Linked DNA regions of Homo sapiens: region 1 is linked to region 2. A link is an interaction called in ENCODE POLR2A ChIA-PET data of the cell type or tissue named here. Cell type or tissue: OCI-LY7. All regions are shown on one strand. Links, peaks and the distances in the headings refer to the core of each region. The heading gives the core; the rest is flanking DNA.

Region 1 (5,383 bases), core at 295-5,294, 48 kb before region 2:
CTCCATCTTTGATGGAGGCAGCAACCATCTTTTTCAGGAAGTCAATGGGCTGGTTGTTGTATAGAGTTTTTCTCCCTCCAACCATATTGCTTAAGTATTCCACTGTGTAAAGTTTGTTGTACTTGTGCTGGGGCCTAGGGTCATTCACTAAACAAATCTATCAAGATCAAGAACACATTAATTAGGGCACAAAACCAGGAATGTCAAGCAACACACAGCTCTCCTCTAGGTTCATGTTTCCATCAAGCTCATCATCTCTGCCTACAAGCTAAGTACTACAGCCACATTGTTAAGTAACAAAGAAACACAAGGTGGCAAAATACATGTGAGAGAGGTCCTTGCTTATTCTAATTCGCGTAAGAGACACAATTAGGAGGTGCATCTACCTGTTTTTCCTACTAGCAAGAACTGCTCCAAAAGCAATTTTTTTTTTTTTTTTTTTGAGACAGAATCTCACTCTGTCGCCCAGGCTGGAGTGCAATGGCGCCATCTCGGCTCACTGCAACCTCCGCCTCCCAGGTTCAAGTGATTCTCCTGCTTCAGCCTCCCAAGTAGCTGGGATTACAGATGTGCGCCACCATGCCTGGCTAATTTTTGTATTTTTAGTAGAGACGGAGTTTCACCATGTTGGCCAGGCTGGTCTCGAACTCCCGAACTCAGGTGATCCACTCACCACAGCCTCCCAGTGTGCTGGGATTACAGGCATGAGCCACCGCACCCGGCCCTCAAAACTCATTCTGAAAAATAACATGCACTGAGTAAGAAAAATTGGAGAGCTAATCACAAGGCCCCTGTTCTCAAGTTACAAGACAGGCATCTGCTTGGAAGAGGATCAAGAAGCCAATAAAAGGAAGAGGCTCTGATCCTCCTACTAGGCAGATGAGGAAGACCTAAAGGGAACAGGAAAAACTAAGATTACTCCCTTCAACAGGAGAGTTCCCCGAGGGGACCTCAGTGCAAAAGTGCTCTGAATCCACGATAAGAAATACCCAACACACTTTCATTGTTTTGCACTTGAGAATGATTCTGGTCCTATACAGGGGCGCATGTGGGAATTAAAATGACTGCTGGCTTACAGTTTAAAAAGTCTCTGAAGAGGAACATTGTGGAAAAGCTGATAAATCCTGGCACCACCAACTTCATTAGCTGCATAAAATACTTCAGAGGAAGTGGGGAAAAATGTTTGTTTGCTGTCTAGTTTGATACTCATACATGCTAACCAAGAATCTTATACAATTCCCTGTGGTTAACAGCCATTTGAAAGTAAACAGCCAGTGACTACCAGTGCCATTCACCAACCTTATCTTCCATATTGAAGAGTGGCTTGACATGTTCCCTGTAAAACTCCAAGGGTGTTATGGGGCCAATTTTCTGATAATTTTTATCTTTGTCTCGATATTCCCAGGTGAATGTCTCTGGTGGATTACCCAAACAGATGCACACCACTCGGAATATCTGGAAGAGAGGAGGAGGAAAGGCGAGCAATGGTTAGGGGGAAATGTTATTTTTTTCACCTCTTCATTTTCCTTAAGCTTAGGAAACACAAGAAGTTAGTGGCTAAATTCAAGCTAAAAATTTCACAAGAAATCTAATACTGCGTCAAAAACTGGAAAGCCGATGTCTGAGATTTGTTATCAGTCAACTTATGAGTTCTCAAATAAACACTGTGAACAATGCGATTCTGAAATGTTAACATTTAGTGCTTAGTACTTGTCCTGAAAATTTAAACTTCCTTAGCCAAGAATCTGTCTACCATTGATACCCAGCAAGATCTGAGTTGCTGCTCTGATTATTTTTCAAGTAACCAAAAAATGACAAATTTTATAAATGGATTTCCTTCCCTTTATACATTGATGTTTTCCTTATTACAACAGGGGTCTCTAGTCATAGGAAAGTAACTAATTTTTCAGCTGGAGTTGGATGACAATGCCTGTTAAAAGTATTACTAGAAGAGGAGGGCCAGGTGCAGTGGTTCATGCCTGTAATCCCAGTACTTTGGGAAGCTGAGGTTGGAGGATCCCTTGAACCCAGGAGTTCAAGACCAGCCTGGATAACATAGTGAAACCTCATCTTAAAAAAGAAAAAAATTAGCTGGACGTGGTGGCTCATGCCTGTAGTCCCAGGTGCTCAAGAGGCTGAGGAGGGAGGATCGCTTGAGCCCAGGAGGCAGAAGCTTCAGTGAGCCATGATCGTGCCACTACACTCCAGCCTGGGTGACAGAGCAAGACCCTATCTCAAAAAATACAAAAATTAGGGGCACATGTTCTCAGGATCTCCTGAGGGCTGAGTCATGGTTTAAAAAAAAAAAAAAAAAAAGTACAAAAACTAGCCAGGCGTGGTGGCCTGTGCCTGTGGTCACAGCTACTCAGGAGGCTGAGGTGGGGTGACCACTTGAGCCCAGGAGGCAGAGGTTGCAGTGAGTTGAGATCACACCACTGCACTCCAGCCTGAGTGACAGAGTGAGGACCCTGTCTCAAAAATAAAAAGAAGAGGAGTGACTTTTAGTAATAAGGTATAATTTTTTGGGTTGTGAGACAACATATTTTCTAATGATGTCACAACACCTTCAAGTTAACATCATTACGATCCAAGGATATACTTTATATTATTTTCATTTTATAGAAATGCAAAAACAAGGCTGGGCACAGTGGCTCACGCCTGTAATCCCAGCACTTTGGGAGGCTGAGGCAGGTGGATCATGAGGTCAGGAGTTTGAGACCAGCCTGGCCAACATGGTGAAACCCTGTCTTTACTAAAGATACAAAAGAAAACAAAACAAAACAAAACAAAAAAACTAGCTGGGCATGGTGGTATGTACCTATAATCCCAGCTACTCGGGAGGCTGAGGCAGGAGAATCCCTTGAACCCAGGAGGCAGAGGTTGCAGTGAGCCGAGATCATGCCATTGCACTCTGGCCTGGGGGACAGGGCGAGACTCCATCTCAAAAAAAAAAAGAAAGCAATGCAAAAATAGAAAAAGAGATACACCCTGCACAAGGACAGAATAAAGAAAGTATTTTATCTTCTATATCAAATGTCCTTGTCTTTTTAAAAACATAACACTATGATCTGCCTGTCCCTTTTGCACCCACAGTCACCACCCTGATCCAATCATCTATTACCTGCATTATTTATACTACACATTTCTATCCGCTATCACATTCAACAGAAACAGATTTTATATTTACCAAGTGTGCCTATATTGTGCTAGATACTATGTATTTGCTAGGTCCACGTAATTCTCATAATACCCTCTCAAGGTATATTTCCCTCCACTTCCCCTTCACCTTTTTTTTTTAAATCAGAGATTGAGACACAAAGAAACCAAGTAATTTACTTAAGGTCACACAGCCAGCAAGTGGAAAACCACAATCTAAACTGAGGTCACATGCTGTCAAAAACAACAACAACAACAAAATATTGCTCCTTGGCTACAGGATTTAAAAAGGGAAGATGTACTGACCGTCTACTTTGCTGTACTATCTTTCACTACCATATTTCTTAAGCCTCTCAACAAAGATGGTGGATATTATCCCCCTTTTACAGATAAGGATATCAAGGTTCAGGGAAATAAATCACTTTCCTGAAGTCATAGAGCCAGTAAATGGCAGAATTAGGATTTGAACTTAGGGCTGACTTTAATATGTTGTTTCCAAAACTCCATCTATTTACCATTTACTGTAACTTTCTAGATTTCATATAACTTGTCTCCCATAAAAGATTATACACTTCTTAAAGATAAGAACCAGATCATGGATATTTTGTGTCCTTTATAGCATCTAGCAGTGCTGGCGACATGACACAGATACACCAGTTGATCTGAACATTGTTCCATTCTCCATATCACCACAGGAGAATTTGAAAAGCACTACTTTTCTCAACTCACGTCCCTGTTGAAGATCCAATGTTTCCCTATTACCTCCCATAACAAATCCAAACTCCGTGACCTAATTCCTTTTTCTTACTTTTTAACTTAGGCAAAACATATGTTTAGTGTGTAAAACACACTAACAATTCGTTTTTTAAAAACATACATATATACCCATGTAACCATCATTCATATCAATATACATAACATTTCCAGGCTCTGGAGGTTCTCTGGCTCCTTTGCTGTTAAGTAACCCACAACTTCCACCAGATAACCACTGTTTTTACTTTATAACCATTGATTAGTTTTGCCTGTCCTTTAACTTCGTATAAAAGTATTCATAGAACACATTATCTTTTGTGTCTGGCTTCCTTTGGCTGACATAATGTCTGTGAGATTCACACACATTGCTGTGTATATGAGCAATTTGTTCACTGCTGTGATTCTATCTTAACAGAAGCAAGTTAACTTAGAGAAGAAGTTATGCTTGCCTGTCATTTTGTTTTGTTCTGTTTTCCAAGAGAGAACCTTCCTTTATTAAGATTTACTGTGTGTGTTACGAGCCTGAACATCTAGTCATTAAACCATCTCTCTTTTAACGTTATATCCTTCCCAAGTTGGTTTCTACCACAGAAAGGAGGCAGAGTATCACATAAGCAACCGTAATTGAGTTACTCTAGCCAAGGATTAATGAGCTCTGTTTGGGATTCACATTCATTTTGTATTTACTCAGTGCCAAGGCTACAAATGACAACTTTAGGCATCTGTCATTATGAAGAAGACATTGCCACTGGTAACTATGGTCAAGTCAATGACAATGAAGGTGTACAGTCAGAACATACTTAGATTAGAAAGGTTTTAAAGACCTAAATGATGTGTATTTTCAACTAGTAACTACTGTTACATGTGTATCTACATGTAGTAGTGGAACCATTTCAATCAATTCTCAGTTATCCAACGGTGGTAAATTCAGCTCAGCCAGGCCCTGGCCAAAAAAGGAGAGGCAATGCCAGGCCCAACTAAGATGAAGATAACTAAGTGAATTTCTGGTTACTTTTAAACATATTCTAAAGATAAATACAAATGTTTTACACTATAATTTGCAAAATACCTTATTATGTACTTGACTCCCTGTTTAAAGTAAAAAGTGTTAAATTCCTCCTTCTCCCAAATACATTAGAGGAAATATGCATTTCTGCTATCTAAATGAATTCTATAGTGAGTCCTTTTATAAAACAATGCTTATGCCCTTCACATATATTTTATAAATCTGAATTTTAATAAAAATATAATTAAGGCATAAATAAGGATAAGGGTGATATTTCTTTTAGATTCTAGTAAAACTTTGTAACTTGAGACATGTTGCATTGTTTTATACTATTTGTTTACCATGACTATAAATTATCCAAAGTCATTAATATTTAAGTCAGTCTGTAACACTTTGGAAGGAATATCTGACTCTGAGCCAAATAACAATAGTTAATTAAATAAGCTCTCATTAAAAAAAAATGCTCCA
Region 2 (5,383 bases), core at 239-5,238:
AGTCCCAGACACTTGGGAGGCTGGGGCAGGAGGATTGCTTAAGCCCAGGAGTTCAGGGCTATAGCACCCTATGATTGCACCTATCAATAGCCACTGCTCTCTACCCTAGGCAACATAGTGAGACCCTTTTTTTCTTTTTTAAGACAGAATCTCGCTCTGCCGCCCAGGCTGGAGTGCAGTGGCTTGATCTCGGCTCACTGCAACCTCTGTCTCCTGGGTTCAAGCGATTCTCCTGTCTCAGCCTCCCAAGTAGCTGGTACTACAGGTGTACACCACCATGCCCAGATAATTTTTGTATTTTAGGTAGAGACAGTGTTTCGCCATGTTGGCCAGTCTGGCCTCGAACTCCTGACATTAAGTGATCTGCCTGCCTTGGCCTCCTAAAGTGCTGGGATTATAGGTGTGAGCCACCATGCCTGGCCAACCCCTTTTTTTTTTTTTTTAGAGATGGAGCCTGGGTATGTTGCCCAGGCTGGTCTTGAACTCCTGACCACAAGCAATTCTCCTACCTGGGCCTCCCAAAGTGTTGCAATTACAGGCATCAGCCACTGCACCTGGCAGGACCCCGTTTCTTAAAAAAGTAACAAAGTAAAAGTGCTTCAGTTCAACAAAGGTTTTAAAGTGACCTTGTCTAAGCCCCTGGATTCTGATGCCATCCAACGACGGGAAGGAGCTTCAGTCATGGCTTAAGTAACATTTTAGGCATTTAAAGGAAATTGAGCATGTGCTATTTATCGCACAATTGAGTTTATGGATTGAGGTGCAGTCAACAAATATTTACTGAGTGACTAATGTGTGTTATGCACTGTGTTCAGCACTGCAAAAAATAGGACAGGTGTAGAAGGCTCCTCTGCCTTCGTGGAGCTCATCTTCTAGTGAGGGAGACAGACATTAAACAAACAGACACTACAGATTAAGTATTAGAAAGGAAACAGGGTCATGAGTTAGCAAGTGAAGGGCAAAAACCAGGGAAGAGGGGAAGAAGTGACTTTAGGTAAATTTAATTTCAAAGCCCAATCCCTATATACCTTAAGATTATGAAATAGGGTTTATCTCCCCTGTCCCCATAACTGTATAACACACTAACCAGTTATTATTATAATTATTTTTGGAGACAGGGTCTCACTCTGTCACTCAGACTGGAGTGCAGTGGCATGATCATGGCTCACTGCAGCGTCGACCTCTAGGGCTTAAGAGATCCTCCTACTTCAGCCTCCTGAGTAGTCAAGACTACCAGTGCGTGCCACCACACCCAGTTAATTTTTTGATTTGATGTAGAGACAGGGTTCCAATATGTTGCCCAGGCTGTTTTGGAACTCCTGGGCTCAAGCAACCCTCCCGCTCGGTCTCCCAAAGTCCTGGGATTACAAGCATGAACCATCCCACCCAGCCTGTAACTACCTTTTTATCATTTCCTGCTCTGGATAATTTTGGGAAATAAATGGATTAAATTTTTGCCCTCTCTTAGCTGTTTCTAAAAATTATTCTCATGAAGGTATGGGTCATATCACCCCTATGGAGAAACTTTGCTCAGGGAGCCTTTTTCTAGTAAGCCCTGGTTCTGTACTAGCCAGCTCTGGGACACACCAAAGGCCCGTCAACCTTACTGGGGAGCCCCTCTATTTGCAAGATATCAAAACAAAGGGGAAGTAAAGGTGGGACAATAAGAAAAAGAAATCAGAATTCAGTCACAGGTTGGAATATTTTTACCAAGCCAGATAAAATGAAGCCACATGTGACAGCTCTTACTCTATTTTTTTATTTTTATTTATTTATTTTTTGAGACAGAGTTTCACTCTTGTTGCCCAGGCTGGAGCGCAGTGGTGCGATCTCGGCTCACTGCAACCTCTGCCTTCTGGTTTCAAGCAATTCTCCTGCCTCAGCCTCCCAGGTAGCTGGGATTACAGGTGGCTACCATCATGCCCGGCTAATTTTTTTTGTATTTTTAGTAGAGACGGGTTTCACCATATTGGTCAGGCTGGTCTCAAACCGCTGACCTCCTGATCCACCCGCCTCGGCCTCCCAAAATGCTGGGATTACAGGCGTGAGCCGCTGCACCTGGCTGACAGCTCTTATTCTATACACAAACCGAAGTAAACTACCTTACCCATTGGCTTGCTTTGGATTCCAAATTTCTGTTGAAAGTGACTTTGGTCGGGGCATGGTGGTTCATGCCTGTAACCCCAGCACTTTGGGAAGCTGAGGTGGCAGATTGCTTGAGCCCAGGAATTCAAGACCAGCCTGATCCACATGGCAAGACCTCCTCTCTACAAAAACAATTTTTTTGATTAGCTGGTTCTGATGGCACGCACCTGTCCCAGCTATTCAGGAGGCTGAAGTGGAAAGATCGCTTGAGCCTGGGGGGATGAGGCTGCAGTGAACTATGATTACGCTACTGCACTCCAGCCTGGGTGGCAGAGCGAGACCCTGTCTCCAAAAAAATAAAAGAAAAAGAAAGAAAAAAGAGACTTTGGCAAGGGTAATTACATAACTGCCCCTCTCCCCTTGTCCTGTTTTATGGTCTCATTTGTAACCAGACCTGATATTTCCCTCCTATATTCATCATGGTTAAATAATCCCAACACATGGGCTAAATCTTGTGCTCAAGAAAAGATCTGTGATGTCGTTTGTAGCTTTGCATGGCCTCATTTAGGTACTTCCTCACTGAGCCGTGAAGCCAGGTGAGGGCTCATGAAAATCTTGGCATTTAGCCCAAGCCCCAGCAGCAGAGCATTTATGCCACCAGCCGTGGGAAGTAGCTAAGCAAGAAGAAATAAGAAAAACAAGTTGGTTTGGAAGAGCCCCACCCAAAACAAGTTTCTGCCCACCTGAAAGCCAATTTGCTAAGCTAGCATCCTGATTGCCACATAAGCTGTACTTTTTTTTAATGTGACACAGAGCAATTATGATTTCTTCTTAACCAGGAGGGATATAATTCCCTGGCCTGCAAGTGTGGTGTTCATAGTCAGGATGGCAGGGCATGAGGCCCACCCTTCCATGCTTTTGTGGTCTTGGGGGAGGTAAATAACCACAAAGCTTTTTCACTGCTTCTATCTCATGGGTATTCAGGATATTTGTGGGTTTGGTTTTTAAAACAAGTAGCCCCTGAGCAATTGTTAGTGCTCCGCAGGACGAATTACTGATCATTCCAGGAATCACAGTGATGGGCATTCAACCACCAGTAAGTCTTCTTCCCCACTAGCCACTCTTTTCATATCCCATAACTCTTCCCCTCAAGGGGAAGCAAATAAGATGTCCTATGGTTACATCACCACAACACTTCTGGCAGGGGTTCAGCTGGCTTCCTGGTGACTGACAAGACTGGCAATAAGTGAGTACAGGGAGGCAAATGACAAAGTGAGTAATGTTCTAACAAGATATGGGAGTCTCAGCTTGTTGGGCTGCTCCTGGTGTGCTAGCATGAGAGCAGACCATGTGTGAATGAGCATTTTTGGCATCTGCTACCCCAGGTATTTTGCCTTTCTCTTTTTGTATGAGCAAGAAATATGAGGAGGGAAAACCCCACAGAGCATCATTTGTTCTGTCATTGTAGAGGTGATAACCCTGGGTAGATGAAGCATGAATCCAAGAGAAAGGGCTTTTTTGTCCCCTTATTTTTTCCTACTCTCTCTGCTGATTACCCTACAGGTTAGAATTTGAGTTAGGAGTGATTGTAGGGATCCATTTTCTTATCTAGTCCTAATTTCTCTTCTCTGTGTGTTTTTTACTTCTGTTAGTTATGAAGCTGTGAACTCAAAAGTCCAGTTGCTACACACATTGTTGCCCAGGAGAATTCATGGAAATACTCTTCCCTAAAAGCCAAGCAGGATTGTTTCCTATATTTGGTTCTAAGAAAGGATTCTTGCTCAAAAAACAGTGTCCTGTATGGAATGGGCATGATTTCCCTGAAAGGATGGACTAGGATTCTTAGTGGAAAAATCCTTGGATGGGGATGATTCTCCAAAGAAAATCCTGGCCCTAATCATAACCGTTATTATCATTTATTGTCACCAGAAATATTCACTGAGCATCTGGTGTGAGTTTTGCACTGTGCTGGGTATTACTTAAAAAGAGCATTACCTTTAACAATCAGGTGAAAGTCCAAGCTCTCCGTTTTCAGAGATGACTTTGCAATACAACTGTAGGTTCCGTTGTCAGGCTTCTCGACTTTGGTGATTGACAGCTGAAAAGACTCACTTGTCTGTTGGATTTGGTGACGGCTTTTCTCTAAATCGAGGAGACTACTGTTTTTGTACCACATCATTTGAGCCTGGGGGTTGGCTTTCACATTGCAAACCAACTTCACATTACTGCCTTCCTCAACTGTTTGGAAGTCGTTTCCACTTAGGAGAGGAGGAACTGCAAGACTCAAGCATTTAGATTTAATTAGCAGATAAGCAATAGTTCACTGTCAGAGTTCAAAGTCTTCCTTCAATCTATCTCATGTGGTCATTTATTCATTTGACAAAAATTTATTAAATACGTACGGTGTGACAAGCACTGGGGTAACAAGGGCAAATAACACTTCCAGTTCCAAATCTCATAGAACTTTTAATGTGATGAAGAAGACAAACCATGAAACAATATATGATTATGAGCATGATATATATAGTAATGATCTATGACAAGCAGACAATTTGTAACACTACCCAAGAGTATAAGCCTTGAGTCTTTCTTCTCTGAGAATTAATAAACCAACCTGTGCTAGTGTTGCACAAAACAGTACAAAATTAAGAAGACATACATTGCAATTAGATCTAATTCCATCTACACCGTTTACTGTGACTTTGAGACAGTTAACTAACTGCTAAGGCCTCTGTTTCTCATGTAAAAAAAAAATGGGATAATCATACATCTCCTGAGATGCTGTAAAGATTAAATAAAATAATCCCTGTAAAGAATTTGCCACAGTGCTAGCCGCTATTATTATTACGGTGGTGGTGGTTTTGAGGGTTACTCTCACCGTCTGTTTTTGCATTTTATCGAACCATTGCCTTGGTAACATATTCACCAATGCATCTTTGCGTTTTCTCAGTGGTGCTCTAGAAATAATGTCCTCCTCCCAGAAGGTGTTCTAAGCATGAGAACTCTGGCATCTGTGGAAGGCAAGTGAGTCCCTCTCATCCCTGTGTGTGAGCAACTCCTTTTTTCCTCTACAATAAGGGCAGTTGTAGACCCATAGACAGTCAACACATCTATCACTGTGCATATTCTGGCAGAAGTGCAGAATAGTAATGAAATGGTTGGAGAGTGGGAACTAGGAAAAAGATAGAGACGGAGAAGGAGGAAAAAGGAGCTTGTATAATCTGCACACTGAATAATTAGACCCTGAGTAGGCTGTGTTATTAATAACTCTCTCAGAAGAATGACATTTTGTTGCTCT

The links. ChIA-PET counts read pairs that join two places held together with the same protein. Peaks named below come from ENCODE experiments on the same cell type or tissue, not always from the same donor. Only the 100,000 strongest peaks of a DNase experiment are listed, where the experiment ranks them.
Region 1: POLR2A ChIA-PET joins it to region 2 with 10 read pairs; 6 of 35 experiments call an interaction of 5 or more read pairs at or near these places.

Annotation. Positions count from the first base shown.
Region 1 is chr17:30,272,743-30,278,125 of GRCh38, forward strand. It overlaps BLMH (bleomycin hydrolase), which reads right to left. Exons shown (of 12, transcript NM_000386.4): 7 at 1,300-1,455; 8 at 1-157. Among named protein-coding and RNA genes, the nearest start is that of BLMH, 17 kb to the right of the region's middle. In OCI-LY7, for the core only: no CTCF peak of the experiment used is centred there; no DNase peak of the experiment used is centred there.
Region 2 is chr17:30,320,736-30,326,118 of GRCh38, forward strand. It overlaps TMIGD1 (transmembrane and immunoglobulin domain containing 1), which reads right to left. Exons shown (of 7, transcript NM_206832.3): 4 at 4,081-4,359. Among named protein-coding and RNA genes, the nearest start is that of TMIGD1, 11 kb to the right of the region's middle. In OCI-LY7, for the core only: no CTCF peak of the experiment used is centred there; DNase peaks (open chromatin) are centred at 1,206, 2,346, 2,696 and 3,306; H3K4me3 peaks cover 2,708 bases; H3K27ac peaks cover 5,000 bases.